Linked DNA regions of Homo sapiens: region 2 is linked to region 1. Evidence: chromatin loops called from intact Hi-C (ENCODE). Cell type or tissue: body of pancreas. All regions are shown on one strand. Links, peaks and the distances in the headings refer to the core of each region. The heading gives the core; the rest is flanking DNA.

Evidence for each region. Hi-C counts contacts between places; a loop is a spot of excess contacts. Peaks named below come from ENCODE experiments on the same cell type or tissue, not always from the same donor. Only the 100,000 strongest peaks of a DNase experiment are listed, where the experiment ranks them.
Region 2: it touches region 1 in a loop (2.0-fold over the local background); 4 of 110 quality-filtered maps call a loop at or near these places.

Annotation. Positions count from the first base shown.
Region 1 is chr10:113,930,467-113,946,497 of GRCh38, reverse strand. No RefSeq gene overlaps it. Among named protein-coding and RNA genes, the nearest start is that of NHLRC2, 84 kb to the right of the region's middle. In body of pancreas, for the core only: no CTCF peak of the experiment used is centred there; a DNase peak (open chromatin) is centred at 8,477; H3K27ac peaks cover 742 bases.
Region 2 is chr10:114,102,094-114,118,124 of GRCh38, reverse strand. It overlaps the pseudogene RNU6-709P and the pseudogene UBE2V1P5. Among named protein-coding and RNA genes, the nearest start is that of MIR2110, 64 kb to the left of the region's middle. In body of pancreas, for the core only: a CTCF peak has its summit at 7,353 (motif pointing right); no DNase peak of the experiment used is centred there.

The sequences.
Region 1 (16,031 bases), core at 5,128-13,127:
TTTTTGAGATGGAGTTTCACTCTTATTGCCCAGGCTGGAATGCAATGGCACAATCTTGGTTCACTGCAACCTCTGCCTCCTGGGTTCAAGGGGTTCTTCTCTTTCAGCCTCCCAAGTAGCTGGGACTACAGGCATGCGCCACCACACCTGGCTAATTTTTTTGTATTTAGTAGAGATGGGGTTTCACCATGTTGGTCAGGCTGGTCACGAACTCCTGTCCTCAGGTAATCCACCCGCCTCAGCTTCCCAAAGTGCTGGAATTACAGGTATGAGCCACCACGCCCAGCGGTAGATCTATTTAGGGTGCTTATTCTGTACCCTCCTAAGTTCATTAATACATTAACTCATTTAATCCTCTTGTCCCATGAGACGGGTGCTTTTTATATTATTAACCCCATTTTACAGAGTAGAAAATGGAGGCAGAGAAAAGTGAAGTAAATTTGTCTGAGGCCACACAGTTAATAACCCAGGCAGGCAGGTTGACTCCAGAGCCCGCCCCTTTCCCTGGCACCCCTTAGAGGGGCAGTCCTGAACAGAAAGTCTCCTAGATCCCACCCAGTTTCAAAGAGGAAACGCATATCAGAACATCTACAGGACACATTTCCAGGCTGAGCTGAGCTCGTGATTTGAGGTTGATCTTGGTGCTGCCACGTTTCTCCAGTGTTGAGTGGCTAAATGCTATCCAAACATCCACTGTTTACAAGCATCACACTGGACACTGCAGAATATACAGAGAATATGGCTGCAGATGTCCTAAGAAATGGATCTTTGCTTTGGAGAGAAACCCATTAAAAAGGGAGGCAGAAAGAGACACTACCAAGAGGCTGCACAGCCGATTTCCAAGGTCAGAGGGGAGCAGGCCCTGGGTAGTGGATGTCTTGACAAAACATGCTCAAAGGCTTAAGTGGGGATCTTGCCTGAAGGTAGGATATGACTTTGAAGGGAGTCGAGGAGAAGGCGTTGCCCAGGTAGGACAGGGATGGCACAGGTACAGGGATGGCACAGGTACAGGGGTGGAGTGAGTGGGGACAGTGTAAGGCACATTAGAATGGTGAGCTTGTTCATCAAAACTAACCTATTCTGCAGTCTGTTTCCCAGAGGTGTTGAGATTAATAAGTAAGAAGCTGCTACCAGATCCTGATAACCTGTTCTGATAGGGGATTAATAGCTGAGTATAATAAAAACCAGCAGCAAATCTGAAAGGAATTTCCAGTTGGCTTTGGAATGCAGCTGAGTTGACTTCCTGATTACATTCCTTCCCTGGGCGCGTGTCACCTTGGGCAGGGTGGATAGCCACAGTAGACAGTAAGAAAAGTCCACTTATGTGGTAGCGAAGGAAGAGCCTGGAAGACTGAGGCGCGGGGTGGGTTCTGTCAGCCTCTGTTATTTACACTGAGTGTGCGGCCTTGGGCACAGTGGCTCTTTATCGCAGTTTCCCCATTCTGTAAATGGAGGATATATGCCCGTTCCCCAGTGGTTTTTGGATCAAGTGCACTAGCTCTGCCAGGCCTCCTAGGAGAATGTTATTGCTTCTGCGTGTCTGTCTCCCAGGTTCTGAGTGCTTCTTGTCTAAAAGCTCCCACATGAGAACTTCTCTGGAGGCTGGCCTTTGGGCTACTGGAGCTTCTTCTCCCACAAGCAAAGATCTGGAACATTCTGGGAATTCATGAGCCCATCCTGGCCCCAGTGGCCTGTAGCTAATGACAGTTCCCTTCCCCGCCGGGGGATAAACCGTAAGCTGTAATTTATACTCCTGGGTCCCCTTTAGGGTCTGCTGAGGCTGGGATTGCACCTGAACGCATACCTGTGCTGGGTCTCTTCCCACTTCCCTCTCCTGTTTCCCCCGTTCCCTTGCTGGTTTCTTGTGGGAGTACTTCCATTGTAAGTCACTGGCACATGAATCTTCTTCCTAGGCTGTTTCTGGGGAACCCAACCTAAAAGTATAGGAAAGCTTTTGAAAACTTGCAAGTAAAACATACACTTCTAAGGAACTACCATATGGAGCAATTGCAGGACTGACTGTACGAATATTACATCTCTGAATTACTAGGTTCAGGATGGAACAAGAGGTCAAAAGGTGCCCCAAAGCCAGTTGTTCCATGACATCCTCTGTGCACTCAGCCTCTGTGACCACCACACCCCAACTTTGTGTGTGCCTCCTGTCCCCACGTCAACTGGGAGCTGCGATTAATCTTCCGGGGCCTCTGGGGCCTCCACGGAGCTCCATCTGTTCAGCCTGCACCGCTTTCCACCCAGGGGTCGCCAGCTTATTCCCACTGCGCTCCCCATGTGACCTTTCTCAGGGCTCTAGGAGAGAGGGAGAATCCCAAGTACAGGACACCGGCCCACGCTGGATTCATCTGAGGGCTGTGTGAGGAAGACACTTGCTTTTGGAAATTGTCAAGGGGACAAATCATGAACCCAGATTTTTGATCAACAAAATTTAAATAGAAACAAAGGCTCTTCATTATACCACCAGATTTAGGACTTTTAAGAAGAAATACACACCTGCTTCAGCAACAGGCCCTCAAAATTCAGTCTTGTTTTGGTATCTGCTGTGGCTAATGAGTTTCCATATTTCCATGACACCCATGTGAGCCTGGGGACAGGATGAACCCACCAGCATGTTCAAATTTTCAGTGTTCATCTTCCTCATTTAGTGGGTACGTTTCAACTCTCTTTCAAAACTAGGTCACTTTAAAGACATTAGTAGATAATCAAACTTACATCATGAAACCCAGCATTGCTTTTCGTTTCTTTCTTTCCTTTTTTTTTTTTTTTTCGGAGTTTTGCTCTTGTTGCCCAAGCTGGAGTGCAGCAGCATGATCTTGGCTCACTGCAACCTCCGCCTCCTGGGTTAAAGTGCTTCTCCTGCCTCAGCCTCCCAAGTGGCTGGGATTATAGGCACCTGCCACCATGCCCGGCTAATTTTTGTACTTTTAGTAGAGATGGGGTTTTGCCACATTGGCCAAACTGGTCTTGAACTCCTGACCTCAAGTGATCCACCCGCCTCCGCCTTCCAAAGTGCTGGGATTACAGGCATGAGCCACCACGCCTGGCCCAGCCTTGCTTTTCTAATGGCCAAATCCTCACATCCTGTTCCATCGATTCTCATGCCTGTGTTTGCATGTGTGTGTATGCACAGTACTCCTGTGAATCACGTGTGCCCAGCCTGGCCCCTTCATTTCCGTAAGACAGGGTACCCTTACTCTGAAACTGGGCCCACCCAAAGGCTGTGGGGTGATGGGAGGTGGGGAAGAGGGTTGGTGGGTGTGATGGTTCATACTGAGTGTCAGCTTGATTGGATTGAAGGATACAAAGTATTGATCCTGGGTGTGTCTGTGAGGGTATTGCCAAAGGAGATTAACATTTGAGTCAGTTGGCTGGGAAAGGCAGACCCACCCTTAATCTGGGTGGGCTCAAGCTAATCAGCTGCCAGTGCAGCTAGAATACAAGCAGGCAGAAAAATGTGAAAAGAGAGACTGGCCTGGCCTCCCAGCCTACATCATTCTCCCATGCTGGATGCTTCCTGCCCTCGAACACTGGACTCCAAGTTCTTCAGTTTTGGAATTCGGACTGGCTCTCTTTGCTCCTCAGCCTGCAGGCAGCCTATTGTGGGACCTTGTGATCATGTGAGTTAATACTTAATAAACTCCCATATATATATATATATAATATGGGAGTTTTATATATATATAATATATATTATTTATACTATATATTATATATTATATAATATATATTATATATTATTTATACAATATATAATATATATTATATAATATATAATATCTATTATTTATACTATATATAATATATATTATATATTATATAATATATATTATTTATACTATATATAATATATAATATAATATATATTATATTATAATTATAATATAATATATATTATATATATATACAGTGGGAGTGGGAGGTGGGAGGGAGACCTAGTTGAGACTGGGAGGGAAGCCAGAGAGAGGTTTAGTTTGGGGAATTGAATGTATACAGACATGTAGAATCAGAACCACCAGGTACTTCACCCCAGCCAAGGCCAGGTGAGCTTTCAGCACTGGAGGGGTGTATTAGTCCGTTCTCATGCTGCTAATAAAGACATACCCAAGACTGGGTAATTTCTAAAGGAAAGAGGTTTAATGGACTCACAGCTCCACATGGCTGGGGAGGCCTCACAATCATGGCCGAAGGCAAAGGAGAAGCAAAGGCACGTCTTACATGGTGGCACGCAAGAGAGATTGTGCAGGGGAACTCCCCTTTATAAAACCATCAGATCTCATGAGACTTATTCACTACCACAAGAACAGTATGGGGGAACCACCCCCCATGATTCAATTATCTCCACGTAGCTCTGCCTTTGACATGTGGGGATTATTACAATTCAAGTTGAGAGTTGGGTGGGGACACAGCCAAACCATATCAGGGGTCTAGCCCAGCATGGTCATATGTCCCAAGAGGTGGTCAGTGCAGTGACAGAGAGTCCAGGACCAAGCACTGGGGAAGTCTGTCATAGAAAGGGTTATGGGGGAGAAAGTGAGTTTGAATGAGTTTGCAGAGAAAAACAAAACACAGAACCTGTTGATGATGATGCCATGGCAGGTCACCCCCCAGGTGCAGAAGAACAGAGTGTGGAGACCAACCTGGGAAATGAGAGGCCGGCTGGACTTAAAGCTGAGAGCCCAGGGCTGGAGCTCCTTAAACCCCCTGGCTTCTGCAGGCCAGGCCAGGTATGAGCCTTTCCAAAGAAACCAGGCAGGGATTGCGCAGGCGGGTGCTCAAACCCAGGTCCCCTGACTTTTGGTTCAATGGCCCTGTCAAGTGAAGCCCCCAGGACCAAATGCCAGAAAATCCTCATCCTAATTCTGCTACCCCTGGTCAATTCACCTCAAGGAACCAAAAAGTATTTGTCATGCGGGTTCTTTCTGGGGGTGAAGAAGCAGGAGAAATGGGCTGGATGTTTATGGAACACTTATGGAGTGTGAATTTGGTAAGAGAGTACAAAACACTCACTGTGGGTGACCTAAATCAACAGATAGCCTTGTCACATAGAGAAAAGTCAAAAATTGTCTCTTTCCAGTTGAACACATCAAGTCACATGAATACAGATTTCAAAATCTCTAGGTTCTGCTGGAATTTTGTCATAGCAAATATTGACTGAAGTTGGTGGGCCATCGGCAGGGTTTTGTCAATGTTTTGGTTATCTGGAAACTCGGACGGGCTGTAGTGGAAAGAATTATGGTCATAGGGAGTTAGGAGACCTGGTTGGGTTCTGGCCCTGTCTCTGTTTACCAACCAGCAGCATGTCCTTTGATGACCCTCTTCAACTCGCTGCTCTCCCCACCTTTCCTCATTTGTAGGATGAGGAGATTGGGCTCAAAGATCTCCAAGATCCTTTCCAGCTTGGAAAATGTGATTTTATAACATAAATGGGGGTGCCTTGGCTAGTCATCTGATGTTAATTTGAACTTCAAATCATTCTGATAAACATTTTCAGGCTCCGGAGGTGGACTGAGGTGCATTTGTGAGATCCAAAGTGACCTCTTCCAAACCCCAAGTCTACACAAGGTTCGTGGCCTTGGGGAGCTATTTGGAGTCTCCAGCCAGGGTGATGATCTGGATTTTGGTGCCACTGACAATGAAAGTAGGCTCATATCTGGCTGGATCCTGCAGTAAAGAGCACATGGAGTATTTTCCTTCCCTTTTTAGCTAGACAGAGTTCAGTTCAGAGAGCTGGGAACTCCAAATGAGGACATGGTGATTTGACTGATGATCTGTCAGGAACATTAAAACGTTTCCAAGGGATGCTCCGGACCTTAAACTGCACCAGCACAGTTCCGAGTCCAAGCCGTCATAACGGACTCTGAGACCCTGATTTGGAGGAATTGAGAAGAAGTAGGACAACTCCTACATGGGACCCTCTTGTAGGAAAGCTGGTCTCCAGCAGTCTCTGACCCCATCTCCAACATCTGCTGCTGTTGTTTAAAGAAAAGGTCGGGGGGTGGCAGATAAAGTGAAAAAGTTTTTCTTGTAAGAGAATATCGTCGAAGCAGCCGTGACAATGGATAGCCTTCCTTCTCGTGGCTGTAGAGCGAATTCTGCTTTAAGAAAACAGTGTTCACAAAGATTTCAATTCACAAAAGGAAGGGTGAGGGGGAAAGAGGACTCTTCACTCCCCAAAAGGATTTACTGTTAAGTTCATTTAAGTCGGGTGGGGCGTCCTAACTGGCTGCTCACAGCCCGAAAGGAAGCCCATCTGTCTGGGTGCCGCAATGGGCAACTGTCTGGATTCTTAATGAATTAAATTTGTTTATCTATTTTAGAAACAGGTTGTCGTTCTGTTGCCCAGGCTGTAGTGCAGTGTCATGATGATAGCTCACTGCAGTCTCGAATTCCTAGGCTCAAGCGATCCTCCCATCTCAGCCTCCCAAGTAGCTGGAACTACTACTCTGCCCAGTATATCACAATTTTTTTTAAAGGGAGGGGAACAGACTAGTCTTTTCATTCTAAAAATGTGTGAGTCTATAATGGAACTCTAAGAACAATATAAGAGAATAATATAAGTGCCAGATATAAATTATTTTTTGACTACTTGTGGTTTTGAGATATTAAGGTTACTCACTCTTCACGATCATCATCATGGATGAGAAAGAGGTGCATTTAATGAGGTGTCTGAGTGTTTCATGAGCCCATTTTTAGCCTTGGGACCTTCGGTACACTGTATACATCATTTTTACTGCAGAGAAAAAAGTCTTCCCCTTGTCATGAATGTAACGTGCACACGGTAGACACAGCAAGGGGGCAGCCTCACATTGGAAGTGTTGGAGAAAGCAGTTTTATCAGGTGAAGGTTGCAGGGTTTTTACTGCACTGAACATTGACTATGAGCAAACTGCTGCAGAAATACAAGATACCAAGGGAAGGTGGGGGAGCTAGAATGGTCCCTGCCTTTGTTACCTGAAGTCTCCTTTTGGAGACAGAAAATGTTTCCACCCAGAAATGTCTAGTAACAGGAGGCAGGAAGTGGCCTATGGGGATAAGGAGTGCTTCCAGGAAGGAAAAATCTCTATCAGTTGATGCTTGGGAGAGACAATGCATAGTGAGTCAGGCGGTGGGTGGTGGCTCACATCTGTAATTCCACCACTTTAGGAGGCCAAGGCAGGAGGATTGCTTGAGGCCAGGAGTTCCAGACAAGCCTGGGCAACATAGAGAGACCCTGTCTCTACTAAAAATAAAATACCTAGCCACATTTGGTGGCACGCGCCTACAGTCCTAGCTACTTAGGAGGATGAGGAGGGAGAATCGCTTGAGCTCCTTGGGAGGCTGAGGAGGGAGGATTGCTTGCTGGGCAACAGAGCAAGACCCTGTCTCTTAAAAAAAAAAAAAAAAGCGAGTCTGTAAAAGTTCTCAAAGAGATGTGATTTCAGGGTGTGTGAGCTCAGGGATAGAGGTTCTGAAGGCGAGAGGGCTGGAGAGGATGCAAGGATGATGGTTTTCAAAGCCAATCTCAGAATAGCTGGGGATTCCGGGAAGTCACCTGCTAGGGCTTCCTGACCTCAGGAAGATGCTGGGAGTGCAGGGTCAGGTTACCCAGGATGGGATGCATATCAGTCTCAGTCCATCCAAAGGCATGTTCAGAAGCATAGTGAGAAGGAGTAAATGCTTCTGGGTTCTGATAGATGTTCTGATAGATGCCTATGAAATTGATCTGGAGTATGTTTTTTTTTTTTTTAAATAATGTGTAAATATTCTCAAAACTTCTACAATTCCTTGCCTTGCTAAACTCTTTTATTTATCAAAACTCCTTAATAAAGTCATCTTTTTTTAAAAAAATGCGCAAAGATGGGGCCTTAGGAAATATTGAGAACAAATCTTTTGTCATTACTGTGTGAGATAGATTGTAAATTTTCTCTTGATGAGTAAGGAAACTGGAACTTGGGGACCCTCAAACAAAGAGAGAAGGGTCCTGGTGGAGAGGGCCCCATGGAGAAAAAAAGGTAGGGACAGATCCCAGGAATGGGAACGGATGCATCAAGGAAGTGATACCTCACGTTGCATTATTACCGATTCCTCTGCTGTACTCCAGCCCATTACCAAACCCGCGGTAAAATTACATTGCTGTGTCCATAGTGCTGTGGGGGACAGAGGAGGAGAGGTAGGGACTGATGTGGGACAGACACAGAGAGCAGCAACAGGAGCAGGTCAGCAGCCAGAAGGGGAGGAGCGGAGATGGTGAGTGGGCAAGCCCCTTGGAAGTGCCAGGAAGTTTGAGGATGGTGCTGGGCTTCACGCTGGGAGATGGATACATTTTGTTCAGTCATTTAAGGAAAGGGCCTCCAGAAGGTTGAAGGAGACACAGTCCCTGCCTCTAAAGCTGGCAATAACCCAGTTAAGGGGAGGAGGCATGCGTGTACATAGAAGCACACACACGAAATGTACCTGGTAACTCAGGCAGCAAATGCGAAATGCCCATTCACTGAGCAGAAAAGATAGGAGGGCTATGAGAGTTTAGATTACTTTGGCTGGGGCCAGTGGCAGTGCTGGTAAATGTTTAACAACTGCCTGGAAAGAAAATAAAAACTCCAATTTGTAGCATTTGCCAATTTTCACGGTGTAAATACCATACTTCTACCATGGTCGATTTCAAGTTGCCAAGTTGACTCATTAAACATGGAGTTGGGGAGAGACACTCAAGAGTGCCTCGTCACAGAGTAGCTCCACTTTAACGGTGCAATAGACGTAAATGAACTTGAGCACAGATTATAGCAAAATGTATTATAATTCAGAGGTGATGAGTTCTGGACATTTCCTACCTTAGTTTTTAATACAATTTATTTACTTGTGAGTTTACATAACTTAATTTTTAATAATGCCTGTGTTCCATAACCAGCTCACAAAATTCATGAAATATTAACAATTGGTTCTTGTGAGCTGGTGTGAGCCATCTCTAGTACATTGCTGGCTGAAATGTCAGGGCAGGCTTTCTGGAGAAGATGGACTGAAAACTGGGCTTTGAAGGATGAAGAGGAGTTTGATAAGGCTTGATAGAAGTCACTCTAAGCAAAATAAATACATGGCAAATGAGTGGCCAGAAAAGCAGAAGGCATGAATAACAAGGATGCAGTTTACTCCTATTTCTGTAATATTTTAAGGTTAATAAAGTACTTTTTAAACAAACAAAAAAGGGATGGAGAGACCAAGCATGCATTAAATACACTTGTTAGGCATTTAAAATACATAAACAAAGCATCAAATATTCATGATATGCTAAATATACACATGATATGAGGCACTCACTATTCATGAGGTCTAAAAATGGTCCCTTTGCTCACACCTCAACTCTGGTCCTCAGAATCCCTGCCATCAGTGGGCAAGGCTGGTGAGGCAGGGAGAGAAACTGGATAGATACACGAATATTGCAAAATCCAGGGCTCAGCTCATGTTGTCTTTCACTCTGCTTACATCTGAACCCATCTCTTTCCTCTTGTTTCTTGCTTTTAAGTTGATTTAATAAGCTGTATTAGTTATCTATAGCTGTGTAACAATTATCCCCAAACTTAGTGGCTTAAAATAGCTAACATTTATTATGTCAAAATGCCTGACCATGTCCAGATTCCCGACCCCCAGAAATTATGACATAATGACACAAGGTCTCTCCCAAGGCTCTAATCAAGGTCTTGGCCAGGGCTGCAGTGATCTCAGGGCTAACTGGGAGTGATCCACTTCTAAGCTCACTTAAGTGGTTACTGACAGGATCCACCAATTTCTCACGGGCTTTGGCCAGGGGCCTCCCTCCGTTCCTTGCTATGTGGCCTCTCCATAGAGCAGCTCACAACGTGGCAGCTGCTTCCCTCCCAGTGAGAGAGAGACACAGCAGCAGAGGGTGAGCAGGACTGAAGCCAGAGTCTCTGTGGAACCCCGTCTCAGAAGTGACACCCTATCATTTTTGCCAGATTCATTAGAATTAAATTGTTAGGTCCAGGCTGGGCACGGTGGCTCACGCCTGCAATCCCAACACTTTGGGAGGCCATGGTGAGCAGATCACTTGAGCTTGGGAGTTTGAGACCTGGCCAACATGGCAAAACCCGGTTTCTACTAAAAAAACATGGTGGTGCATGTCTGTTGTCCCAGCTACTTGGGAGGCTGAGGCAGGAGAATCGCTTGAACTGGGGATGCGGAGGCTGCAGTGAGCCGAGATCACACTACTGCACTCCAGCCTGGGTGACAGAGCAGTGAGACTCTGTCTCAGAAAAAAAAAAAGAAATCATTAGGTCCAGGCAATACTCAAGGGGAGAGGATTACACAGGGTATGAATACCAAGAGGTGACTGCTGGGAGCTGTCCTAGGAGCTGCCTACCACACAATGCTCTGTGACCTTTGATTGAGCCTGCTCAGTAGTGAACTTGAAAGTAGTCATTTAATCTATCTAGATAATTCCCATACCACAGATCTCAGTCTTTCTCACTCTAAGTCTCACAACAAGCTTGAGATGTAGGCATCATCATTATCATCATCTCCATTTTTTTAGCTGAAGATACTGAAGCATTGAGAATTGAAGTGCTTTCTCCAACCCTACACAGCTAGTAAGTCAAAGACCCAAACCTTGAACCCAGATCTCCTCACCTTCAGGCTGTGGCCTTTGCCTTTTGCCATATTGTTCTGGGTTGAAGTGTCCTCTCTCCAAATTCATGTGTCCCCAGAACCTCAGAATATGACCTTATTTGGAGCTAGGGTCTTTGCAGATCCAATTAGTTAAATAAAGACAGCATCCTACTGGATTAGGGGTGGGCCCTAAATCCAATGACTCTGTCCTTATAAGAAGGCTGGCCAGGCACAGTGGCTCACACCTGTAATCCCAACATTTTGGGATGCTGAAGGGGGCAGATCACTGATGTCAGGAGCTTGAGACCAGCCTGCCCAACATGGTGAAAACCCATCTCTACTAAAAATACAAAAATTAGCTGGGTGTGGTGGTGCACGCTTGTAATCCCAGCTACTCCAGAGGCTAAGGCAGAAGAATCACTTGAACCTGGGAGGCAGAGGCTGCAGTGAGCCAAGATTGCACCACTGCACTCCAGCCTGGGTGACAGAACAAGACTGAATCTCAAAAAAAAAAAAAAAGAAGGCCGTGTGAACACGCAGTGACACGTTCGCTGGGAGATCCCCATGTGTAGAGGGAGACAGAAAATGGAGGGATGCCACAGCAAGCCGAGGAATGCTATGGTTGGCCCGCAACCACCAGGAGCCAGAAAGAGTCATGGAAGTGTTCTTTCTTCGAGCCTTCCGAGGGCGTGTGGCCCTGCCAACACCTTGATTTCAGACTTCTAGCCTCCAGAACATGAGAGAATAAATCTGTGTTGTTTTAAGTCATCTAATTTGTACTAATTTGTCATGCCATCCCTGGAAAATCCATACATGTATTATCTCTAAAAAGAGATTCCAGCTACAGACTGCCCCAATATCTACAGTGTTGAGGGAGGACACTGTTCAACCCAGAACAAAATGGCAGAAGGCAAAGACCACAGCCTAGTGGTTGCGGGCCATCCGTGGCAATCCTTGGCTTGCAGTGGCATCACTGTAGTGTCTGCCTCCCTCTTCACATGGTGCTCTCCCTGGTTACCTGTCTCCGTGTGTTCACATGGCTTTTTTTTTTTTTCTTTGAAACGGGGTCTCGATTTGTCACCCAGGCTGGAGTTCAGTGGTGCCATCTTGGCTCACTGCAAGCTCCGCCTCCCAGGTTCACACCATTCTCCTGCCTCAGCCTCCCGAGTAGCTGGGACTACAGGCGCCCGCCACCACGCTCAGCTAATTTTTTTTTTCATTTTTAGTAGAGACGGGGTTTCACCGTGTTAGCCAGGATGGTCTCGATCTCCTGACCTGGCGATCTGCCCGCCTTGGCCTCCCACACATGGCCTTCTTACAAGGACACAGTCATTGGATTTAGGACCCACCCCTAATCCAGTAGAACTTCTTCTTTACTTAACTACATCTGCAAAGACATAAAAAATTAAGACATAATTTCTAGTGGGTCAAAGTGCACATATACCCCAGGTTAGGCCCCATCTTCTAGCCCCTGAGGCTCCATCTAGAACTCAGTCTTCACTTTTCCTCTACTGATCAGCACATATCCTGTCTTCTCTAATTCCAAGCCAGCATCCCCAACCCAGGGCTGGGGGAGGAAACGGGACACAGGGAGGAGATTCGTTGCCTGTGATCTCAGACGATAAACATTACAGGACACAGGCATGAGGACGTGATATTTTCTTTCTTCTCCCATGTGACAGGCCAAAGATTAAAATCTCTCTCCCCTTCTCCCACTCATGCTCTTGAACTTGAATGCACTTGAACAGTTTGTTCACAGCAGCTCCATGTCTGTGTATGAGTGCGAGAGCACGTGTGTGTAGAGTTTTTGGTAGTCTCTGCTGCTTGTAATTATGCTGGCTTATAACAAGAAGCAAAGGTCAGGGTTCTGCTGGAAAAGGAGTGGGTGTAGTGGGATCGCTGTGGGACATGTCCTTCTGTGCATACAAGTTGGTAGGCTCACACAGAGGAATCAGCAACATTCTACAAAAGAAGAGGGAGGCCAGGTGCGGTGGCTTATGCCTGTAATCCCAGCACTTTGGGAGGCTAAGGCAGGTGCATCGCTTGAGGCCAGGAGTTCAATACCAGCCTGGCCAACATAGTGAAACCTCATCTCTACTAAAAATACAAAAATTAGCAGGGACTGGGGGTGCATGCCTGTCATCCCAGCTACTTGGGAGGCTGAAGCAGGAGAATCACTTGAATCTGGGAGGTGGAGGTTGCAGTGAGCCGAGATCACACCATTGTACTCCAGGCTGGGTGACAGAAAGAGACTCTATTTCAAAACAAAACAAAACGAAATGAAAAAAGAAAAGAAAAGAAAAGAAAAAAGAAGAGGGAGGCAGAAAGGATGCTCTTCAGATTCAAGGCCATGGCAAGGGGTTTGTGCTCAAATTGCAGTTTTTGAAATGCAAGAATTTCCTCTTTGGGAGCTCAAATAGTTCATCATATGAAATTATGATTAAGGTTTAAGGATTTTTCTTAAAATGGGAGTCAAAAATGCTTGCCAACGTTTGGCTGATCTGGTGAAAGCAGCTGTACCACTTAACTTTCACCAGGGCCCAGTGACTAGTAATTCACAATTTGTGGTCCAGTGGGCTCTCAAGCTGGAAGGGACCTTAGAGATGATCCAAACCCACTCCTTTGGCAAACGGAGAAGCAAAGGCACAGAGATCCACTTCAGTCCCTTCTCTGTCCTCTCCCTGTCCCAACTAAGTGGACAGAGAGCTCTGCTCTCCATTTCTCTCCCTATTTGCTTCTCTGCTATCTTCTCCATAAATCCACTTTTCTACCTGCACAGTCTCTGACTCTACATCACTCAGAGTTTAAGTTGTGTGCTCCCGTGGGGTGTAACCATCCATCTATTTATCCATCCATCCATCCATCCATCCATCCATCCATCCATCCATCCATCCTTCCATCCAGTCTCCTGTTACAATGTATCTAGGTTTGGAAGGGTGACACCCTAAACCATGTGTTAGCTACTTCTTCATCAATTACTTGAAGCCCTGCTTTGGACCAGATCCTACATAGGTGACACAAAGCTGCATAAACATGTCAAGGAGTGCTGGGCTGTTGAGCTGAACAGGAGGTGGAATATGATGAATGTCATAAAATAGGCACCAACAAAACGCTCAGGGGGTATTCTCGGGGGAATTCAGAGCAAGTTTTGGGGATGAGTGGGAAGAAGCTTGGAGGGGATCCTGAGGGGCTGGGAGAGAGGATGAGACTCTTTCTTTTATTTTTGAGACAGAGTTTCACTCTGCCTCCCAGGCTGGAGTACAGTGGCACAATCTCGACTCACCGCAACCTCCGCCTCCCCAGTTCAAGCGATTCTCGTGCCTCAGCCTCCTGAGTATTACAGATGGGACTACAGGCATGCGCCACCATGTCCAGCTAATTTTTGTATTTTTAGTAGAGATGGGGTTTCACCATGTTGGCCAGGCTGGTTTCAAACTCCTGACCTCAAGCGACCCACCCGCCTTTTTCGGCCTCTCAAAGTGCTGGGATTACAAGCAGGAGCCACTGTGCCTGCTCCAGAGACTCTTTCTTACCCTGCGTGAGCTCTGCTAGACTGGAACTCAATGGCTGGGGACCTGAGACTCAAACCATTATAGGCAGAAAGAGTCTTTAAAGTCTTTGCATTTTAGCTTTATAGGTAAAGGCACCCTTACCCTCTCTTTCCCCAACAGCTTAAAGAAAAAATAAGTCAACGTTTCTCTTTGGAGTCATATAAATCCTTTCTCTCTATGTATGGAACTAAATGGCTCCCTGAGAGGCAAATACCCACTTCATCATGGACAAATTCAACCTGAAATTAAGAAGCCTGCCAGGAAATGGCCTAAAGTTATCCAGAGCTTCACTTAGCCTTGTAACCCTGACCTATGTCCATGTCCCTATGTTATCACAGATGTCTTTATTTCCTCACAGATTTTGCCTTACTGATACCTCAATTCAAATTGTCAAGGTAATTAAAAATATGTTATATAATATACATACTTGAAGTGCATATACAAGTTTAAAATAGCTTTGTTACAAACAGACATTTTCTTTCAATAAAACTTATTTTGTTCATCCAAACACACTTTGGGCACCAACTTATACCAAACATTAATAGGGCACAAATGCCAGGAGTCACTGGAATGAAGCATGGTGTACCAGTTTTCTGGAAAACAAGCAGAAACTGTGCCTCCTCCCTGCTGGAGGTGTTTCCTTTTTAGAAACAAGTCTTTGAGACTTGAAACCTATTCTATAAATCAAGTAATCAATATAAGCTTTATGGCAAACTCCCTTAAATTCCATGACAAGGAACTCTGAGGCATGGTCTCAATGCTTTTCTTGATTGATATTGTCTGAAATAAGGTTCAGTAAACCTTCGGCCTTGAAAATATTTTAACCTGAGGCATGTGGCCTGTATTTGCCTTTCCTCTGGTGCTTCCAGCACTTGGTGGGCTGTGTTCCCTCGTTCTTCAAGCTTGCCCATGGATTATATAAACGACTTCAGAGCAAGACCCAGAGAAGTTTGATGACCCTTTCTAAGCCAGGCAGTGAGTTGGGATGCCTGAGCCTGGCCTCCAACATCACAAGTTTATCAGGTGGTCATTCATACCATCTTGGGCTGCGACGGACCTAAGATGGCCTATTTTGTGCCAAGGCTCTTGTTTTTCAGATAAGGAAACCAAGGCCCAGAGTGGCTTTTCTTGATCATCCAAAGCTATGGAATCACAGATTCTTAGAGTTAGAAGGTACATTAAGCCTTTAGTTATCCAGTTTCACCTCATACCCAAAGGAGAAACACTTTCCACACACTCTCTGCCAGGTGATCATCCAGCCTCTCCTTGCACGCTTCTTGCACTGGGGAGTACATAATTTTTTTCTGACTTTTCTGTTTACGGACATGTCTAATTGTTGTCAAGTTCTTCTCTATAATCAGAGGAAACCCACTTTCCTGTTGCGTCCACTGACAGCTGCATTCCAGAGATTCCAGAACAAAACCTGGTGTCTTCTGGGTTCCAGAAGGGTTGCTCTTCCCCTGGCATCCCTTAGCCTGACTGAACCATTATGTTTCCTGGAGAGTTAGGGCCAGATTGACTTTCAGTAGCATGGCTTAGCTAGCTATGTTTATTTATTTTGCTTTCATTTATTAATGATAACCATCACCTTCTATAAGTCCCACCCATTTCCCTTCCTTTTCTGACGTGCAGAAAGCTCTTATTAGAACATCAATGAGTTCATTGCACTCTTTAAAATCAAGGTTCAGAAAAAAGCTGGAGTGTGCTTCTCTTGACAAGGCTGCTTGAGTATAATCATAGCTCTGTCACAAAATATGCAGGCTTATAAGGGGTTGTCAAATTTTTTCCTGAAGTGGGAGATGTTTGGGAAAAATTTTTTTGAAAGTTAACTGAAAAGGAACAAAGAGAAAAAATCAAGGACTAAATGATT
Region 2 (16,031 bases), core at 4,121-12,120, 170 kb before region 1:
ATTGGAAAGAATCCCCTGAAATCAAGATCTGTAGAGTAAGTGTAAAATTAGTAAAGAAACCTTTCCAATGTAATAATCTGCTTTCAGTAGACTGTGGATTTGTTTGCAAGAGAAAGGAAGATTTAGGGCAAGAGGGTAACAAGCACCCCAGAGTAGAGGGCTGTTGCAGGGAGGGTACGAGCTGGGGGGAGGGGCAAGGAGAGAAGGCAGAGAGCCCAGGCCATGTAATCAACAGAAAGGTGATTGTGTGATGTGTCTTTTCACAGTTAGATGTGCCCCACCAGTTATGATGGGAGTCAATTTAAATATACTTTCTTGATCCCAGAATTTCAACTACGTGGACAGTGGTTACACTTGACAGGATAACTTATTATAGCACAATTTACATATTTCAAATGGACAAAAAATTAGTATCATTTAGTATCTTAAGATAAATTTCCTTTGAATGGGAGCTTCTTTTCCAGTACTTTGAGGTCTTCAAGACATATCTAGAAAATTTACTGTGGAAAATGAAGACTCCTTAAATTGAATTGTGGGGAAGGGAAGGGCCTGTGGTTTTTCTTTTTGATTAATTGCTGTAACATTGTCCTTCAGGAGGCTAAGGGAGTTTTCATATTTTCTTTAGATATCGTTGGGCGCCAAAGCTCTTGCAGGACAACTTTGATGCTTTAAGAATTCTGCCATTTTGCTAGCACTGATATGGATCTTGGGCCCACCACTCCATTGGAACTATTAACTCCATATTAATTTTCATTACAAATCTTACAGAGCGGGTGCTTCTGGGTATTTAGGTCCACATTCTACTTTAAGGCTGGATATTTGGTTTTCATAAATTATTCTCGGAGGCCCAGTCATCATTCCTGTCCATCCTGTAAGTGACATGTCTTTGTCATCTTCCAGACCCCAGTTAACTGTGCCATCTCCTCTTTTCTGGCCCCCTTCATGTTCTTCCAGCAATGGGAAACTGCGAGGGACCTTTTTACTCCCAAGCCTGTGGTGGCTGCCAACTTGTGTTGCCATTGCTCCCTAACTTACATTTAAGAGACTTGATTCTTAAAAAAAAAAAAAAACTCAAGGTGAAGGGAAGCATATATTTAAGAAATATTTTATTTCTGAGGAATTTCCAGCCTTTTTCCAACAGCCAGGCTTGTTAACATACTACCTGCCCCTAATTGCACTCCATAAAAACGGATAGGCTATTATATTCAAGAGAAGAATCTCTACCATCTAACCCAGTACAAAAGTTCTGTTGAAAGTTTAAGATCCATTGAAATAACCAAGCTTGTCCATAGTTAACTTCTAGTTACAGTTAACTCAGGAAATACATTAAATACTAGAGTAGCTTTCCACATCATCCATTTCTGTAGTTTTTTTGTTTTTAGCCACTAAAGCCCCAAGGGTGTGAAGGGAGTGTTTTCAGCATCTTCCCACTTTGCTTATCCCAAGAAACATCAGTTAAACTTGCCACACTACCTAAAGGTTCTTAGTCTGGCCCCTTGGTGAGTTCTGACTAGGGAAGACACCCCCTAGATCCCCCAGCTTGCTGCCCTTGCTCTAGGTCTGGAGCTGTGGGGCTGGCCACCTCTGGGAGAAACACTTTGTGTCTTGGTTCTGCTCCCGCTAGAGCTCCTATCGATGCCATCTCTTCCCCAGAAACCAGGTCCCCAGGTGTCCATACCAAAGGAGTGTACTTCTTTGGACTCTGAACTAGCTTGTTTCTAGATTTTGTGTTTTGCTTTGTGTTAATTTGAGGCCAGGGTGGAGGGAATTGTGCAGAGAGCCTGCTGGGACAAGCAGGCTGCAAAGCGTCTGTTTCTGGTGTCTCTAATTGGAATTCCGAACTCTTTCTCATAGAAATCATATTTTAAATAGTGAATACTATCTTAAGAACTTGTCACAGCTTATGAGTAAAAAAGGAGGAATGTGCTTGCCTAAAAATGCTTGTCACTGTTTTTCTTTGATATGATTAAATGCTTTCTAAGCTCTGAGGCACCAACTTCCAAAAAAAAGTTGAAGCAGAAGTATCAGGTGCCTTCCAAGATATTGGATGATCCGATCTCACAAAGGTGCTCTGAAGTTTATGTTGTTAATACTAGTAACTTGTATGTCAAAGCCCAAGATGTTGCTGATGATTTTTAAAGATCATACTGGACCCACAGGTGTAATACAGTTCCCATTTCAGCAACAACTTGGTATAGAGCAGGAAAGAATGTTTTCCATTTGTCTGTGCCCACTCGACCCACAGAACAAACACCCCACCCTAAACGACAACCAGAACACTTCTCACCATCCGGAGCTGGTTTGGCTGTATCTGCGTTTCCTCCATTATCCTGTTGGAGTGGGCTTTTGTTTACCAGGTTAGTCAGGTGAGTGAGAGATGAAAGGGGAAAGGAATCAAGTTCAGCAAGAGTCCTTGTCAAATTTGTCAAATTGCAATTGAGGTGATGCGAGTGCTCCATGTTACAGATAGGCTTACGTACGCATCGGATGGCTGGCGTGCCGCATGAAGTAGGACCAGCAGCCTTTGGGCTAATGTATCGTGTTTATGGAAGATGTTCCATGGTGATTCCTCATGTCACTTTGTACCTTTATAATTATAAATCAACCTAGAGATATACCAGCTTAACATATATGTATGTATTTTTTTAAGGAGGGGGTTCTGGAAAGATACACACTAAAGTCCTAGCTATGGTAACCTTGTGTGTATGTGTGTTGGAGGGATGGGGAAGAGGGTGCAGGGTTTTTGTGGAATTATGTATTACGTAATTTAAAGTTGACTTTTAGGAACTTTTAAAAGAGCCAGTTCATCTTAAGAAACACTTATTCAGAGTATACCAAAGCGTTTTTCCAGGTTAATCTGTTTTCTGATGCTCATTAACAGATAAATATGTGGCATGGAGTATTGCAATCTGTGGAAATGAAAAGCAGGGAGCTTACTAGTTTTTTGCAAGGATGGAGTGGGGTAAGGATCAAGTTCGAATACAGGTGAGATCTGGGGGGCATAGTTCTCACTTCCTGGTGGCAGCTGTCTGCATGATCCATCCCACCATGAAGTTGTAAAGCCCCCGAGTGATTCTGGATACCTGTTCTCAGCGTAAGAAAAGTAGCTCCATCATCATACATGGACAAGTTTTTCCCCTGAGGTGCTGTTATGCATTTTCCAAGTTTACTTAATGCAATAGTTACTTAGAAAGCAGACTAGTATTTAGCAGCTATTCTGGTCAGAAATCAAATGCAGCCTACTCTAGTGCTTTTGTATTTTAAGAATGTTTTCCCTTTGAAATGATAAAGAACACACATTTAAAGGAAACATATTAGTGGAGGTACAGAGAACAAATACTAATTAACTGCTTTGAGTGAGGCTCAGACAACCCTATGAGGTAGGAAACTGAGGCTCAAAGTAATTTACCCCAGAGCTTACTGCTAGGTATTTGTGGAGCTGGAATTTGAACTCACTTTATGGATGCCTTTTGCTATTCTTTGCTGCTTCCCAAAAGTCAAAAGTTCTAATACCTTGGGAAGTGGGGTAAGGTCATATTTAGATTCCTTTTCTATGCTTAATATGCTTTTAACAAAAGTACCAATAATTAGTTTAAAGAAGATGCCCATGCATAAGAGCGTGTGATCTAGTAAACTCTTTGTTGGAGACTTGGTGCCTCTATTTTCACCTTTTGATTGTCTTTTGACTTAGCTTTTCCTCTAACCACAGTCAAAGAAGGGAAATAAAAACAATCATTTTGTTTCCTCTTAAACTGTAAAGGTGTTTGGAGGGGGAATCATAGGTAATAAATCACATCATAATTTTCTTGACAGTCTGGACAGTGAATAGGTGTTCCTTAAGCTTTTTTTTTTTTTTTTTTTTTTTTTTGATACAGGGTCTCACTCTGTTACCCAGGCTGGAGAACAGTGGCATAGTCAGGGCTCACTGCAGGTTCAACTTACCAGGCTCAGGTGATTCTCCTCTCTCAGCCTCCCAGTAGCTGGGATTATAGGCATGTGTCACTACGCCCAGCTAATTTTTTTGTATTTTTCGTAGAGACAGAGTTTCTCTATGTTGCCCAGGCTGGTCTCGAACTCCTGGGCTCAAGCTATCCACCTGCCTCGGCCTCCCAAAGTGCTGGGATTACAGACGTGAGCAATCGTGCCAGCCAGGTGTTCCTTAAGCTTTTAAATTACCTGTACACATAACTTCCCGTGCACTGCCTTGTGGATGACTGTAACAGAGACTCCCTTTCCTGCCCATCTCCTTCAGAGCCAACTAGAGGAGGCAACAGAGGACTGTAAGGGTCCCTGGACTTGGACTTGGAAGACCCTACCTTGCCACTTTTTGTGAAACCTTTTACAAATCACCCACCTCATTGAGCTTCAGTTTTCTCATCTGTAAAAGGGGATGAGAAAGCTCACCTTGCAGAGCCATTCTGTGGAGTGAACAGGATAATGCATGGGAAAGAACTTTGAAAACTGCAAAGCTCTGCGACATGGACATATTATTAAGCTAAATCTTCAAAAATAGAGGTCTAATTTCTGTTTCTAAAAAAATAATTATTAAAAAAAGTTGAAGGATGCATATATATGTGTACTGTAAAAATTGTTGCTTTAATAGCATAAACTTTGCAACAAAGGGAAAAAATACCTTTAAATATGCATTCATGTGTATATGCAAAGAAAAAGTTCTGAATGGATACATACCAGACTCCACAGTGGTTTCTCCTGAAAATCACATTATAGAGTGGTGGACTTTCTATTTGAATTTATATTTTTCTGTTACTGGAAGTTTTTCAGCGAGTATGTACTACTTTTGCTATAGTTAACTTTAAAAATTATTATTCTAAGAATCATATCCTGATTTTTAGAGGGCTATATGCCTGACCCTCTAGCAAGGTAAAAGGGGGAGAGTGTGGAGATAGTATGTGTATGTATATATTTATTGTCTAGAAAGATCCTATTGTTCAATTTTCTGATTTCTTTGGAACAGACTGAGTTTGGGAAGAGGTGGGAGAAGGTGATGTGTGTTGCTGAAAGAGAGCCACGCTCTTTTGAGCAGCATCAACTGAGATCTATAATCCAATTCCAGTTTCAGACCTTGGTTTGACTTTTCAACAGCTACCGAGAAACACTTGGAGCCTAATCCCATTTCTACAAGTGGATTGGTAGGTGTAGCCACTGCATTTGGAGAATAAGTACAATGGAAGAATGGAAGAATGCTGTGTGCGTGTTCTACTCATTCTCAACCCAGCCCCTTCCTCTTGTGCACAACCACACAAAGTCAGCAGGGGAAGTGTTCAGATGGCTGGAGCTTTTAAATTCATAATTGTCTGACATTCTCACACAGCTTCTGTCCTGAGGGCCTGGTTCTATCATATACATTGTGTGTGTGTGTGTGTGTGTGTGTGTGTGTGTGTGTGTGTGTGTGTGTCGGGGGGGGGCAGTTACCTTTTTGTAGGAATGGGGAAGAAAAGAGAAAAAGCCCCGTAAGGATTGGGATGTTTACTAATTCCAACAAAAGGGAGGTGTTCGCATGAATCGCATCTCGAACCTCCCTTGGAGGGAGGTCTAGATGTTTCATTTCCAGCCACCCTTTGTGTGGGACACAGAGATGGTGCTGATGAAGATGAGCAGCCAGACAAGCAGCGGCGTCTCCATACCTGTCACCCCGCCACATGCTTCGCTCTCATTCTCTTAAATGTAATAAAGCTTTCCCCTCAATACTTTGCTGAGGTTCTGTGGTGCTTCCAAAGCAACACATATAACTTAAGCACTGCTCCTAACTCAAATGATGTGTGTTTTGATGGACTCATTGCTGCCACTTGGACTCAGCCATTATGCTAAGCAAGAAACATGTGCTAGGCCAGGAGCGGTGGGTCACGCCTGTAATCTCAGCATTTTGGGAGGCCAAGGCAGGTGGATCACCTGAGGTCAGGAGTTCAAGATTAGCTTGGCCAACATAGTGAAACCCTGTCTCTACTGAAAATATAAAAATTTGCTGGGTATCGTGGCGGGAGCCTGTAATCCCAGCTACTTGGAAGGCTGAAGCACGAGAATCGCTTAAACCTGGGAGACGGAGGTTGCAGTGAGTAGAGATTACACCACTGCACTCCACCCTGGGCAACAGATCGAGACTCCTCAAAAAAATAAAATTGGCCGGGTGTTGTAGCTCACGCCTGTAATCCCAGCACTTTTGGGAGGCCAAGGTGGGCAGATCACTTGAGGTCAGGTATTCGAGCCCAGCCTGGCCAACATGGTGAAACCCCATCTCTATTAAAAATATTAAAAATTAGCTGGGTGTGGTGGTGAGCCACCTGTAATCCCAGCTACTGGGGAGGCTGAAGCAGGCGAATCACTTGTACCTGGGAGGCGGAGGTTGCAGTGAGTCCAGATTGTGCCACTGCACTCCACCCTGGGCGATAGAGTGAGACTCCATCTCAAAAAAAAAAAAAAAAACAAAACAAGACATATCCGAAATAAATGTTCCATCTTTGTCCAGTTTTCTGCTTGCTTTTGTGTTGAGTATTTTATAAAATTTGATTATATTTTCATTATGGCTTTATGAGTTATGCCTCTTTTTAAAACATTTTTGTGGTTGCCCTAGAGTTTAATAAGGTATCTTAAAAATATGAAACTCTTCATATTTTTGACAGTCATCATTGTGCAGAGCCTTGCTGATATTCTGTGACAGACCCGAATTTACTACACGTGCTCTGAAGCGATCACCTTTTCTAGAGTTTCTTCTGCCTGCTTTCAAATTGGATGACAAGAAGCAAAGACCAACAGATCCTCTAGACCAGTGTCAGAAATGAGAGCGACCTTCGAGAGAAAACATCCAGTTCCAGAGTGACCAGACTTTCAGGATAGGAAAACTGAAAACAAAATTCTGAGCTTGCTTTTATTTTGCTAAGTAAGGATGAAAATTTTTTTCCACTTACTATCACTATTTCATAAACGACAGGATGTTTTAACACTGAAAACAAAGGTAGAAAGAATCAACTTTTAAACTGAATGGCTTCAACTCTACAAAATACTGTATTTGTTTTCTTCACCTCACAATAGCCTGGTATTTGACAACCACTGATGTGGTCCAACCCCTTATTATAAGATGAAGAAAAAAGTTCATAGGAGGAAGTGTTTTGCCTGAGGTTACACCAGGCCAGCCTTTTCCTGGCTTTACAGGGACTAATCACCCTTGGGTTCCATAGGTCTTGGAACCAAATGAACTAAGGAAGCTCTAAAGATGAAGGATGTGTTGGTCATCTATTTATTGCCTCACAGCTCCAAATGCACTCTTCAATACCTGTAATATACAAGAGAATTCCTTTAAACATTTCTCCACTAAAGGGAGTGTGATGTTAAGATTTCTCAGTAGAGGGCAATGGAGGCACATTCCAGGAGAAAGAGGCTTCCCCAGGTTTCTGGGCGAGGCTGGTGTCAGCCCTGTGAGTGTGAAGATCTCCATCCAGTGGAGCCTGCCCCAGCCGTGGGACCAGAAAAACCATCCATCTACAACCTTACAGCCTCTTCTCATGGTAACCTTTCCATAGCTCTCTTGACATGGAAACCAAAGCTCCTGCCTGGCTCACACACAGGTACTTTTGCCTAGAGGGTCATACACAGGATAACCATTCCTTCTGCAAGTTTCCATGTGGCCCACAAGCTCTGAAGTCCTCTGCCCTGCTGGTGTCCAGGCTCCTACTGCATGTCCACACCAGTGGCTGCTGACTGACTGCCTGCTCTCCAGCCACACTCTAGAGGTTAGCTGTTGCTTACCTAGCAACTGGTAGACCCGCCCTGGCCTGGCCAAACCATCTAACATTGCTGCTTATCCAGTGGGCTGAGACATACCTTCTCCAACGAGGTCTGAACTCCTCCTTTGAGTACTCTCTCTGAACCCTCGCATACTGTATAGGATTTCCTTTTACCTTTTTTTTTTTTTGAAATGGAGTTTTGCTCTTGTTGCCTAGGCTGGAGTGCAATGGCGTGATCTCGGCTCACTGCAACCTCCACCTCCCAGGTTCAAGCGATTCTCCTGCCTCAGCCTCCTGAGTAGCTGGGATTACAGGCACCTGCCACCACGCCTGGCTAATTTTTTGTATTTTTAGTAGAGATAGGGTTTCACCATGTTGGTCAGGCTGGTCCTGACCTCAGGTGATCCACCCGCCTCGACCTCCCAAAGTGCTGGGATTACAGGCATGAGCCACCCTGCCAGGCCCCTTTTATCTTATAGATACTCCTTTATCATAGTTAATAGTTCTTTGTATTAAACTTCGATTTTATCCACTATGTGATTTCTATTTCCTGATTGGACCCAGCTCACTACTGAAGCTGAGCATGAAGAGCTCTGTACAGCCTTCTGAAAAGGCACAAAGACAAGAGGTTGCTGTTTGATGCTCAAAAGATTCATGCTTAAAAAATGAAAAAAGACCATTTCTTCTCATTCTATTATTTAACAAATTCATACAACATCATTATTTATGTGCAAGGCACTTTGGGAGATAAGTGCATAACTTGGAACAAGATGGGAAGAGATCAGTGCCCTAAGATGGCACTGATAGGGGTGGGATTTTAGCTGGAAGAGACAGCATTTGAGAAGGACTTTCACAGATAGGAAGAAATAGAACATACAGGAGGAAAATCAGAGGGGGAAGTCCAGATGGAAGAAACCTCCATGCCTTTTGCTCAGGGCAAAAGTTGCTGCAGAGGTGGTAACGTGGAATGTGTAGAACGTGTTCACCTGTTTGTTCCATTTGGCTAGAACTTTGGATCATGTTCTTGGCACCAAAAGATGGCATTTGTTTTGCCATTGCCAACCTTTATCATATTTAGCAAGAAATGGTAAGACCTATAGGAAAGGAAGGGACCTTAGGAAGTTATCTAATTAACAGTCAGGCTGTGAACAATCTTGAATGTCACACATAAGAAAATGGCCAGGCGCAGTGACTCATGCCTGTAATCCCAGCACTTGGGGAGGGCGAGGCAGGCGGATCACCTGAGGACAGGAGTTCAAGACCAGCCTGGCCAACATGGTGAAACCCTGTCTCTACTAAAAACTAGCCAGGTATGATGGTGGGCACCTGTAGTCCCAGCTACTCGGGAGGCTGAGGCAAAAGAATCGCTTGAACCCAGAAGGAGGAGGTTGAAATGAGCCGAGATCACACCACTGCACTTCAGCCTGGGCGACAGAGCAAGACTCTGTCTCAAAAAAAAAAATAAGGAACTGAGTACTAGGTTTGCCAGAAAAACTGCATTTAAATAGAACGTCACAGATGAGGATCCCATCCACTCTAGTATATTGACAATCTGTTCATTATATCCATACTTAACTTCAGGTTAAGGGTAACTCCTGAATAGTTTGAGAAATTATTTTGACATATTTCTCCCCAAAGAGGGTAATTTTCTCTTCAAAATTGAGTGGACAAACTAATTGTCATCTGCCAAGTGCAGTACTGCCTCGCATTGCTTTCAGTGACTCACGGGTGTATGAAGAAATCGTGAGCTCCAAATGCCCAGTGCTTTTCCTCAGTGGAGGTGGCACATAGCTGTGGGTGGGGAAGAAGAAAAATGAGGACAGGATGTCAATAAGGTAACAAACAAGATGACAACAAAGTGATCTGGACCTGGGTTGCAGTAAGAGACTCAAGAGGGCCTGGTTAGCACATCCAGACTCTTCTGACAGTCTGCCACAAAGCATCCTCCAGCCTCAGAGTTTTCTCAAAGACCACGGGGGAAAATGAGGAGAGTTCAGACCATTCCACATAGCAAGTTAGTTAAATAGAGACGTGTTGAAAGAAATTATGATGGTTAGCAATTGTTGTGTCTTGAAGAAATGGAACAGAATAGTGTAAATAGAACAAGGGATACCCTGGGCCATTTTGAGAAGACATCTATCAGCCGAGCAAAATACGGCCACGTCAAAGGATGCTCTAGAGGGCTCATGGGCCGCTCTAAGAGATGTGTGTGAGGCCAGAGTTGCCATGGTTATAATCATGGCCTTGAACAGCTAATTTTTTTTTTTTTTGAGACAGAGTCTCACTCTGTTGCCAGGCTGGAGTGCAGTGGCACGATCTCGGCTCACTCCAACCTCCGCCTCCTGGGTTCAGGCAGCCTCAGCCTCCCGAGTAGCTGGTACTACAGGTGCGCACCACCATACCCAGCTAATTCTTGTATTTTTAGTAGAGATGGGGTTTCACCATGTTGAACAGGATGGTCTCGATCTTTTGACCTTGAGATCCGCCTGCCTCAGCCTCCCAAAGTGCTGGGATTACAGGCATGAGCCACTGTGTCTGGCCAACAACTAATTAAAAAAAAAATCAGTGAATATGACAACACTAGCAAACAAATGCCCCCCTGACAAGGGACTAGGAGCAATTTCACGCTTATCTGTCTCTTCTGATGACATACATAAGGGCAGAGACAATGCCTCCTCTCCAGCCATATTAATCCACAGCTGTATTAATGAAAATGGCAGGTTTGGGAAGTTTTTTTCAAAAGAATGATTTTTATTTTTCATTTTATTATTATTTTTTGAGACCGAGTCTTACTTTGTCACCTAGGCTGCAGTGCAGTGACGTGATCTCAGCTCACTCCAACCTCCACCTCTCGGGTTCAAGCGATCTTTGTGCCTCAGCCTCTTGAGTAGCTGGGAGTACAGATGTGAGTCACCAGGCCCAGCTAGTTTTTGTATTTTTAGTAGAGATGGGGTTTCACCATGTTGGCCAGGCTGGTCTCGAACTCCTGACCTCAGGTGATCTGCCGGCCTTGGCCTCCCAAAGTGCTGGGATTACAGGCATGAGCCACCGCACCCGACCAAAAAGAATGATTTTTAGTTATTTAATAAAGTTAGGTCCCTAATTCCTTAGATTGCATACAAGGGGCTCAGCATTTGATTCGAGATCTGGGCTCATAAGCTATAAATCAGGTACTGTTTTAGATAACTTACGTTGATTTATTTTATTCTTGCAAAAAAGAAAAAACCCATTTCAGAGATGAACAAGCTAAATAAGATTAAGCAATGTGTTTGAAGTCATTTGGCTAGAAAGCAGCTAGCTTACTAACCAGAGAGCCAGAATTTGAACTCAGGCTTTCCAACTGTAAGGTTTATGCTCTCAGGCACGACATGAAATTTCTAGTCACCAGGGTCCTCAGCCCTAACACAGTGCCAGGCACAAACAGAATGCACAGTCACCTCTTACTGAATGAGTGAATGAGTTATAAATTATTCAGTTTGCTCCTAACCACTATTTGTCTAAGCAGTTGCAAGATCAATTTACACAGTGCCAAAGGAAAATTAATCCAGGCGTATAACACTATTAAATAGATCTCTGTACTGGTCACATTTTCCCTAGGTAGTTCAGATTAATTTGTGCAGCCCAAGATATAATTTACCCTGCAGATCATTGAAAAAGAATATACTGCGCCCAAATTATTATAATATTAAAAAATGCCATGTATTTTCTTTTAAATTTTTTGGGCACATATTTCTTGCTGGTATGTGAGAGTCTCAAGGAACGCTTTTTGCTCTTTGCCGGTTTTTTAGCAAGCAGGATATGGGAATAGACGTCAACTTTAAGCAAAGACAAAAACTGTCCTGGTAGTGAACTGCCCCTTCATTTTTGGTCATATTTCAGCTGAAAGGAAGCAGAGCTCTGATGTTACATATTAATATGTAGTAGAAAACAACACTATCTTAGGAACCGCTTCAAGTTATATTGTAAATTATATCTTATAAATATAATTTTTATATTTTTAGAAATTTTGTTTTCTGTACTGAAGAGTTCCCTGGTGAGACATTTTGCTAAAAACAATAAGATGTGAAAGATTTTTTGCATTAACTGCTTTGGTTGAGTCATTTGCCAAGAGCCCACTAAAAGCTCTCTGAGCTTCAGTGTTCATTGGCTGGAAAAGGGTTATAGTTTATCATTTTAAAATTCCATTACATATTGTAAAGTAAAGATATTGACTATATAGATCCAAGATTTCAAGGCCAAGTACTAGCCAATTAATTGTCATGGATCAAATATCTGTGAAAGATGCTGTATTAGGGTTCTCTAGAGGGACAGGTCTAATCGAATAGACGTATATAAGAATGGGAGTTTATTAAGGAGAATTGATGCAAGGAAGCCAGTCTGAGTCCCAAAACTTCAAAAGTAGGGAAACTGACAGTGTAGCCTTCAGTCTGTGGCCAAAGGCCTGAAAGCCCCTGGCAAACCACAAGTGTAAGTCCAAGAATCCAAAAGCTAAATAACTTGGAGTCTGATGTGCAAGGGCAGGAAGCATCCAGCATGGAAGAAAGATGAAGGCTGGAAGTCTCAGGAAGTCTGCTCTTTCCATCTACTGCCTGTTTTATTCTAGCTGCACTGGCAGCTGATTAGATGGTGCCCACCCAGATTGAAGGTGGGTCTGCGTCTCCCAGTCCACTGACTCAAAATGTGAATCTCCTTTGTCAACACCCTCACAGACACTCCCAGGAACAATACTATGCATCCTTCAATTCAATCAAGTTGACACTCAATATTAACCATCACAGATGCATAGAAGGAAAAAAGAAATATTCAAGTAGAAATCTATAGACTTAGTTGTTAGAGATGCAAGTAATTACTGCCTTGTATTAGCACATAATCATTAAAATGGAAAATTAAAAAAATCTTATAAACAGCCTCAAATGACATGAGTACAAGTTTTTCTGCAGTATGTTCCCCTTAGTTTTATTAATTTTGACCATTGTCATCACTCTATCCTCAGCTGAGTGTACTTCCTCTAAGTACATAAATTTATATTAGTTTAGCTAATATAAAACTTCCACTACCCAGATGTTTTAACAACTCTTAAAAGAAGAAAAAAGAAAATAAATGTAAAACAAAGAGCACCCTGGGATGATAAGAACATGTAACAGAGTTAGCGACATTAAGCATTAAAACCTTAAGTGGCTTTAAAAAATGGGAGCCATAAAACAATGATTTCCCCCAGGCGCGGTGGCTCACACCTGTAATCCCAGCACTTTGGGAGGCCAAGGCGGGTGGATCACGAGGTCAGGAGTTCGAGACCAGCCTGGCCAACATGGTGAAACCCCGTATCTACTAAAAATACAAAAATTAGCCGGGTGTGGTGACACACACCTGTAATCCCAGCTACTGGGGAGGCTGAGGCAGGAGAATCACTTGGAGGAGAAGGCTGCAATGGCTAAAAGTGTACATTCTGGAATCAGACTGTCTGGTTTGAGTCCTGGCTCCACCATCACTTGATCTAGTTGCTTGACTTTTCTGAGCCTCATTTTCCTCATATGCAAAATGGGGGTGCTAGGAGGCCCCTTCCTCATAATATTGTTGTGAGAGTCAGATGAGATAATGAGGATAAAACCCATTTTGTACCTGATCACATAGTGCCAGAACTGAACACGTTAGCTATTAATATGGTTTGGCTCTGTGTCTCCACCCAAATCTTACCTTGAATTGTAACAGTCCCCACGTATCGTGGGAGGGACCTGGTAGGAGGTAACTGAATAATGGGGGTGGGGCTTTCCTGTGCTGTTCTCATGATACTGAGTAAGTCTCGCAAGATCTGATGGTTTCATAAAGGGCAGTTCCCCTGTACATGCGCTCTCTTGCCTACCACCATGTGAGACATGATGTTGCTCCTCCTTTGCCATGATTGTGAGGTCGCCCCAGCCATGTGGAATTGTGAGTCAATTAAACCTCTTTCCTTTATTTTTATTTATTTATTTTTTTCAAGATGGAGTCTTGCTCCATCACCCAGGCTAGAGCGCCGTGGTGCAATCTCGGCTCACTGCAACCTCCGCCTCCGGGGTTCAAGTAATTCTCCTGCCTCAGCCTCCTGAGTAGCTGGGATTACAGGTACCCACCACCACACCCAACTAATTTTTGTAGTTTTAGTAGAGACAGGGTTTCACCATGTTGGCCAGGCTGGTCTCGAACTCCTGACCTTGTGATCCACCCTCAGCCTCCCAAAGTGCTGGGATTCCAAGTGTGAGCCACCACACCTGGCCAAACTCTTTCCTTTATAAGTTACCCAGCCTTAGGTATGTCTTTATTAGCAGCATGAGAACCGACTAATACAGCTATTGTAATGGGAGAGAGTTCAGAACCCCAGCCCTGAACATGGTTCTTCAAGGGCTGAGGACATTGCAAGATCCTGAGCACTAGGCAAGGACCAACCGTGCAAATGGTGTGATGTGATGAAAGACGTGGTCTTATCCTTATAAAAGCATTCCAAAAGAAGTACAAATAGTAAAGGCACAGTGATGCGCTGATCATGGAACTCCTCATCTCCAGCACTGAAGATGGCAAGGAATTTTCTTACATGTGTACGTGTAGTTTTGGCACTGTAGATGACATTAGTATGAAGAAACAAGCTGTCACCTGCCACAAAAGATCAGGCAAAGCAGTTTCTGGTCATCACCCAATGTACCAAAACAGATTCAAAGTTAGTTCTTATTAATATTCTTCTCCCTGACGAACCTAATGATGGATTTTTAAAAATGTATTTGAGTAAAAAAATAAAAATAATTTATAAAGTCTAAGTCTAGCAGATTAGGCCTCCCTGACGTAGTTGCTCCTAGAAAATGTGTGAGTTAAGTTTATGCTCTAAATGCCACTAGATGGCGGATGAATATTATTAAACCACCCAATCTTCACAGACAAGTTCTGGGAACGACACGCTTTCCTTCTCATCATCCTGCCCTGTCTGCAGGATCCTGGGAGGTCTCTCCTGTAACTCCAGCTTTTTTCAGTCCTTGTCTTTCCAGTGTCAGGTGAAAGGCAGATACTCAACCCCTAGAAGAGTCTACGACCCTGGATGGCAGGCACTAGCTTAATCCAACATATGATGAGTATGATTTTACTGTGGTCCAAACTCCTAATGCAGAAAATATCAAAAGCTTTCCAACCTTTGAAAATTTTATTTCTAAGTCTTTCAGAGCCAGACATTTGGAAGAAAGGGCAACGTCCTTGCAGGCATTTTGCAGAGCACTTGTTAGAGAGGATGTGCCCGGTGTTCTGTGATGCCACCTTCCTGCCGCACATCAGCCAGATGCACGTCTCAACCTCCCCACTCCCAAACGGGCAAACAACTCCACTGCTACCTAAATCTTTAACTTCTTAATTTCAGAAATCGGCCGGGCGTGGTGGCTCACGCCTGTAATCCCAGCACTTTGGGAGGCCGAGGTGGGTGGATCACGAGGTCAGGAGATCGAGACCATCCTGGCTAACATGGTGAAACCCTCTCTCTACTAAAAATACAAAAAATTAGCCGGGCGTGGTGGCGGGTGCCTGTAGTCCCAGCTACTCGGGAGGCTGAGGCAGGAGAATCGCTTGAACCTGGGAGGTGGAGCTTGCCAGTGAGCCCGAGATCGTGCCACTGCCACTCCAGCCCTGGGGGACAGAGCAAGACTCTGTCTAAAAAAAAAAAAAAAAAAAAAAAAAAGAAAGAAAGAAAGAAAAGAAAAAGATATTAATTGGTTCTTTTGGGGGGAGGCAGATGGGGAGATATTGAACATAATTGCTGGCACTCCAAAATTTGGGAGGCTAGTTTGGACTATACTTGAGTGATCTTATCAAAGGATCTAATTTTTTTTTAGTTCTTTAAAAATAAGGTTCTGAATTTGAGCTGCCTCAGCTGTATCCTCTCTGGAGAGAGTTGATAATGGGATTGCTCAAGCAGTCTTGTAAACAGAGAAGTGTCCTCCTGGAAAAAGAGCTGGGCTTTCATGTCATGTCACCACAGGAAGCAGAAACCCAGCACGTTTTGCTTTATGGTTTAAGATTTTGTTACATTCAATGTAATTTGCTAACTACGACAAAACTACCCCCCCCCCCCATTGTTTATAATTATCTAACTAATCATTCTTTTTTTTTTTTTTTTTTTTGAGACGGAGTCTCGCTCTGTCGCCCAGGCTGGAGTGCAGTGGCGGGATCTCGGCTCACTGCAAGCTCCGCCTCCCGGGTTCACGCCATTCTCCTGCCTCAGCCTCCCAAGTAGCTGGGACTACAGGCGCCCGCCACTACGCCCGGCTAATTTTTTGTATT